Linked DNA regions of Homo sapiens: region 1 is linked to region 2. A link is a contact called in ENCODE Hi-C data. All regions are on one chromosome and are shown on one strand. The core of a region is the stretch at or near the end of the contact, and the rest is flanking DNA. Distances in the headings are between cores, read along the strand shown. Region 1 holds the start of C19orf53 (chromosome 19 open reading frame 53). Region 2 holds the start of LYL1 (LYL1 basic helix-loop-helix family member).

The links. A loop is a pair of places that touch in the nucleus more often than their neighbours do. Pooled maps may share reads with other maps.
Region 1: a loop to region 2 is called in a pooled map, with 3 times the contacts of the local background. The contact joins the promoter of C19orf53 here to the promoter of LYL1 in region 2. A Hi-C loop is called at or near these places in 1 of 168 maps with a recorded cell type or tissue (CD4-positive, alpha-beta T cell), 1 of 37 single-sample maps with no recorded cell type and 5 of 50 pooled maps.

Annotation. Positions count from the first base shown.
Region 1 is chr19:13,773,122-13,775,821 of GRCh38, reverse strand. C19orf53 (chromosome 19 open reading frame 53) reads right to left here and starts at 1,366. Exons shown (of 3, transcript NM_014047.3): 1 at 1,248-1,366; 2 at 1,115-1,170. The coding sequence starts at 1,344. It overlaps MRI1 (methylthioribose-1-phosphate isomerase 1), which reads right to left. Exons shown (of 6, transcript NM_001031727.4): 6 at 1,540-2,700. RefSeq lists enhancers at 301-829, 830-1,359, 1,336-1,535, 1,606-1,675.
Region 2 is chr19:13,101,527-13,104,226 of GRCh38, reverse strand. LYL1 (LYL1 basic helix-loop-helix family member) reads left to right here and starts at 1,369. Exons shown (of 4, transcript NM_005583.5): 1 at 1,369-1,696. RefSeq lists a silencer at 987-1,596 and a cis regulatory region at 696-1,616.

The DNA.
Region 1 (2,700 bases), core at 117-2,616, 670 kb before region 2:
TGCAAGGTGACCATGAGATTCCCCACTCCACGGAGGTAAGCGGGCCAGTGGGTACCCAGTTCTGAGAAAACCGACACTCTGGGGTGACGAAACAATTTGCTCAAGATCACAGGGCTGTTTACTGTGGAGTACAATTCAAACCCAGGTTTGACTCCCACCAAAACCAGTTTTAAATCTCCTTCCAACTTCTTTACAAGCTCAACCTTACCCATCTACATATAAATGTTGCACTTAAAAACAACCATAGGGTGGCTCACGCCTGTAATCCCAGCATTTTGGGAGGCAGAGGCGGGAGGATGCCTTGAGGCCAGGAGTTCAAGACCAGCCCGAGCAGCATAGTGAAACCTGTCTCTACCAAAAATACAAAAAAAATAAAATTAGCCGCGTATTGGCGAGCACCTGCAATTCTACCTACTCGAGAGGCTGAGACGGAAAGATTGCCTAAGTCCAGGAGGCTGAGGCTGCAGTGAGCTATAATGGGGCCACTGCACTCCAGCCTGGGCAACAGTGAGACCCTGACTCAAAAAAAAATGACGATAACCAACGCACCCTCACACTTCTTTGAGCCCTCTGCTGTTCTAGGTTTACAAAGCTGGGCTTTCAATTCCCTTCCCATGTCACCTCGCTGTCTTCCTGAGTTCAATTAAAGAAAACAGTAACAGCAAGAGGCTGACGTTATTGGAACCCTTTTTGGGCCGCAGGTCTTGCTTCTACGAGGCCCTTTTGAAGTGGTAAGTGGTGTTCCTGCACCCCTTGCACAAGGAAGAAAAGGGAGGCCCACAGAGCTGGGAGTCCTCCAGGCCTCATCCCTTGCCCTTTGCCGATCCCTGTGCTCCTTCCCTCGCCGGCCTCCAGATTTCATCTCTCGTCCCTAGCACGTCCCCCAGCCCCTATCCCTCGCCAGCTTCCACCTCTTACCCCTCTCTGCGCCCCGGGCTCCATCCTTCGCTCCTAACGCGGCCCCTGGCTCTATCCCCTCGCTCCTAGCTCGTCCCCAGGATCCACCCTCTCCCCTCACTGATCCCCGGGCTCCACCCATCCCCCCTCGCCGTCCTCCGGGTTCCACCCCTCGCTACTCGCCGCCCTCCGGGCTCCATCTCTCGCCCCCGCACACCTTCTTGAGCTTTTGCTGCTGCACGACGCGCGCCTTCTTGGGAGCGATAACACGACCTGGGGAAAGATGTGCTCACGTGAGGCCGGGAAGCCGGGGGTCCACCTCGCCCCCAAGTCCCCGGGCCGCTCCTTACCGCCTTTTCTTGGGCCCCGATTCTTTTCAGAGGCTGCCGCTGCCGTCTTACTCTTTGCGGGTTTGTGCGCCTGAAACTTGCGCTGCCCCTGCGCCATGGTCCGGCACGCAGCGGAAGAGGCGGGACTGTGAGCAGTCGTAGCCGGAAGGCACAGGGAACCATGGGATACAGCGGGGCGGAAAAACGCAAGAACTCACGGGATACAACGTGGCACAGAGTTAAAGAGACAGCATCCCACAAGGGTAGTGTAGTGGATCACAGTTGGAGTTTTCAAACATTACGAACAAAACGGTGACAATGATAAGCTAACGTTTATTGAGAGCTTATGTGTTTTAGAAAACTTACAACGTTTTATGATCTTTACACATAAAAACTCAGACTAGGTTAGGGTGTGGCACTCACCTCTGGTACAGAATTTAAGAAGGTTCAAAAACTTTGGTAATAGTAAACAATATTTTCAAGACTTAAAAAATATTTTAATATCCAAAATAATCAAATTGTTAAACTACATCCTGCAGACCGGCAGCATAATTTTGTAAATAAAGTTTTAGTGGAACCAGGGTGTTGAGGTCAGTAAGCTCAAGGCACAAGTGCGGGGTTCTAGCCTCTTCAAAATTTTATTTAGGCCGGGCACGGTGGCTCACGCTTGTAATCCCAGCACTTTCGGAGGCCGCGGGGCGCGGATCACCCGAGGTCAGGAGTTGGAGACCAGCCACGACTAACATGGTGTCTCCAATAAAAATACAAAAATTAGCCAGGCATAGTGCCAGGCTCCTGTAATCCCAGCTACTCGGGAGGCTGAGGCAGGAGAGTCGCTTGAACCCAGAAGGCGGAGGTTGCAGTGAGCTGAGATGGCACCACTGTACTCCAGCCTGGGCGACAGAGCGAGACCCCGTCTCAAACAAATACTTGTTTTGTTCATCATGGATTTTTTTTTTTTTTTAAAGAGATGGGGTCTCACTCTGTTGCTTAGGGTGAAGTGCAGTAGTGCAATCAAAGCACACTGCATCCTTGAACTCCTGGGCTCAAGCCATCCTCCCACTTCAGCCTGAGTAGCTGGGGCTAGAGGTGTGAGTTCCATGCCCAGCTCATTGTTTTTAAATTTTTGTTTGTAGAGACAAGCTCTTCCTATGTTACCCAAACTGGTCTCAAACACCTGGGCTCAAGGGATCCTCCCAAAGTGCTGGAATTACAGGCATGAGCCACCAAGCCTGGCCTCATCATGGATTTTTGCATTAATTTTGATTTTTAAAAAATACTGCTGTAAGGTCAGGCACAGTGGCTCATGCCTGTAGTCCCAGCACTTTGGGAGGCTGAGGCAGGGGGATCATTTGAGTCAGGAGTTCGAGACCAGCCTGGCCAACATGGTGAAATCATGTCTCTACTAAAAATAGAAAAATTAGCTGGGCATGGTGGCGCATGCCTGTAATCCCAGCTACTCAGGAGGCTGTGG
Region 2 (2,700 bases), core at 120-2,619:
CTTAATTTTTTTTTTTTTTTTTTTTTTTTTGAGGCAAGGTCTAGGTGTGTGGCCCAGGCTGGAGTGCAGTGGCGCAATATTGGCTCACTGCAGCCTCCACCTCCCAGGCTCACGCCATCCTCCCACCTCAGCCTCCAGAGTAGCAGGGACTACAGGCACGCACCACCACAACCAGCTAATTTTTGTATTTTTTGTAGAGATGGGGTTTTGCCATGTTTCCCAGGCTGGTCTCAAACTCATGAGCCCAAGCAATCCGCCAGCCTCAGCCTCCCAAAGTGCTGGGATGACAGGCATGAGCCACCAAGCCCGGCCTTTACTGCATAAAACTTTAGTTCCTGCTTCTTTGGAGGAAAGCAATGGAGGTGTTGATCGTGGGGTCCTGGGCTCCACCCCATTCCTGGGCGGGGGGGGGGGGGGGTTGGTAGTCCTGCTGCTGGGTGCCTGCCTGCCTGGGGGCTCTTGCAGTTGCCCAGATACACAGACGGGCCAAAGCATGAGTATCACAAGTGGGTGGCAGTCTGGTAGCTGCTGCTGCCTGGCTGTGCCCAGAGCCTCTCCCTGTGGGAGGCTCCAGTAGGGTCTTGAGGTTTACCACCAAGCCAGGATAACTGCCCCCCATGAAGGGGCCGGGTGCTGTGGGGTGAGGGCCATGGACCACCAAGTTGGAGTTATGTGATCCTGTAGCCAAGAGGCCTATAGTTGTGGGGACCTGTTGGGCATCTACTGGAAGGTCACACCAGCCCCAGCACCCTAGGAAATCCAACTTCCCCACCCCACCCCTGACAGCCATGGCTCTTCCTCTCACCCTCCTGGGCTTGGAAATGTGTGGATACTGTGCTGAGGGCTTGGGACACCTGCCCAGGCTGGACACCCAAGGCCAGACTGTTAGAACTGTTCCCCTTTGGGTGCCCCACTCCCGGGTAGGGGTGGTGGAGAGGAGGGAAGGGCCTCTGTAAAAAGAGGAACCAGGCTGGGTGAGGAGAGGAGGTGGGGGCCCAGGGTCACGCGGCCCCAACGGGCCGGAAAGGGCTCTCCCTCACCCCCATCAGCACAGACATTCGGGCAGGGAGTGTGCAAAGCCAAAGGGCAGACTCGGACATAAGAGGAGGCAGCTTCCCTGCCTCAGTTTACCCCCTGCGTGCATCCAGGCACCTCCCTCCCCGGCTGCCCTGGGGCCCGGGTCCCCAGAGGCCCGGGGTCCCTACAGTGGCTGGGGGAGCGGAAGGCGAAGCCCTGAGGGGTGGCGGACCGAGTCCTGCCAGCGCCGGCTGGGGGCGGGGCCGGGAGGCCCGCGCTGCTAGGTCCCCGCCCGCTGGTTTCCTCCGGGGTCAGCCAGGCTCCTTATCAGGCGCGGCCAGGCAGCCTGGCCCTTATCTGCACTGGGCCAGCATCCTCCGGCCGCTGCGCCGCCAGGGGTGAGAGGGAGGAAACCGGGCCGCCGGGGGCGGGGAGAAGGCGGGCCGGCCCGGGAGCCGCTCACTTTCCCTGGGGGGGACCTACGCGGAGACCTCGGCTATCCTGGCCTTCCGAGGCCCACGAGGAGGCGCGGCCCAACGCCGGGGCCTGGAGCATTGAGGCCGGACCCTCGCGAGACAGCAGAGCCTGGCCTGACGCTGGAAACCACACCCTGGCCCAGACTGCCAGCCCTGACGGGACAGAGCCAGGGCACTCACCAGGCTGCAAGAACAGTGCTGGGGTAAGAGGGGAGCGGGCCTAAAGGTGGAGGATCCCGGGCCTGGGACCCAGCCTGCATTCCTTTGTTCATTCCTTCATTCATTCATTCACCAGCAGGGACCCACTAGTGAGGGGCCAGGCCTGCTTCCCCAGGGCCTAGCTGAGGAAGACAGGGCAGAGGGGCCAACAGTCTCACACCTTGCTGGGACATCCTGGACTCTGGAACCAAGAGCAAACAGGGATGTCAAAACAGTATGCAAAACTGTGGATGATCGCGGGGCATTGTGGTGCATGCCTGTAATCCCAGCACTTTGGGAGGCTGAGGCAGGAGGATCACTTGAGCCCAGGAGTTCCAGACCACCCTGGACAACAGAGTGAGAACCTGCCTCTACAAAAAAAATTTTTTTTTTTAAATTAGCCGGGCATGGTGGCACATGCCTGTACTCTCAGCTACTCAGGAGGCTGAGACAGGAGGATGGCTCGAGCCCAGGAATTTGAGGCTGCAGTGCACTATGATTGCACCACTGCACTCCAGCCTGGACAACAGAGGGAGACCCTGTCTCTAAAAAAATAAACAAATTTTAAAAAGCGTGGATGCTGATGAGGATGGGGGCTTCCAAGCCAGAGGGAGGGTTGGGGCATGACTGGACTGGACTGGGCAGTGGGGTCAGTGTTTGGGGGTCTAGGGTCAGCATTTGAGGTCATAGTGTCAGTAGTGGGGTCACAGGGTTGCTATGGGGGATGTTTGCAGTGGGAGTGGGGGTCACTCAAGCAATTATGGAGCACTTTCAGGGACAGCAATGGGAAGAACCGCAGGGTCATTCTTGAGGTGCAGAGGGTCAGCCTGGGTGGGGGCTGGGGGCCTTCCGTGAAGGGTCAGAGTCCATCTTGGAGGGATTCCAAGCTCACATGGCATCAATGAGTTAATGAGGAGTCTCTGGGTTGGATCTTTAGATCTGAGGATAACAGGGTTAATCTTGGGGTTTCTGGGGATCCCAGGATCAGTTAGGGGCTCCCTGTCTTGTT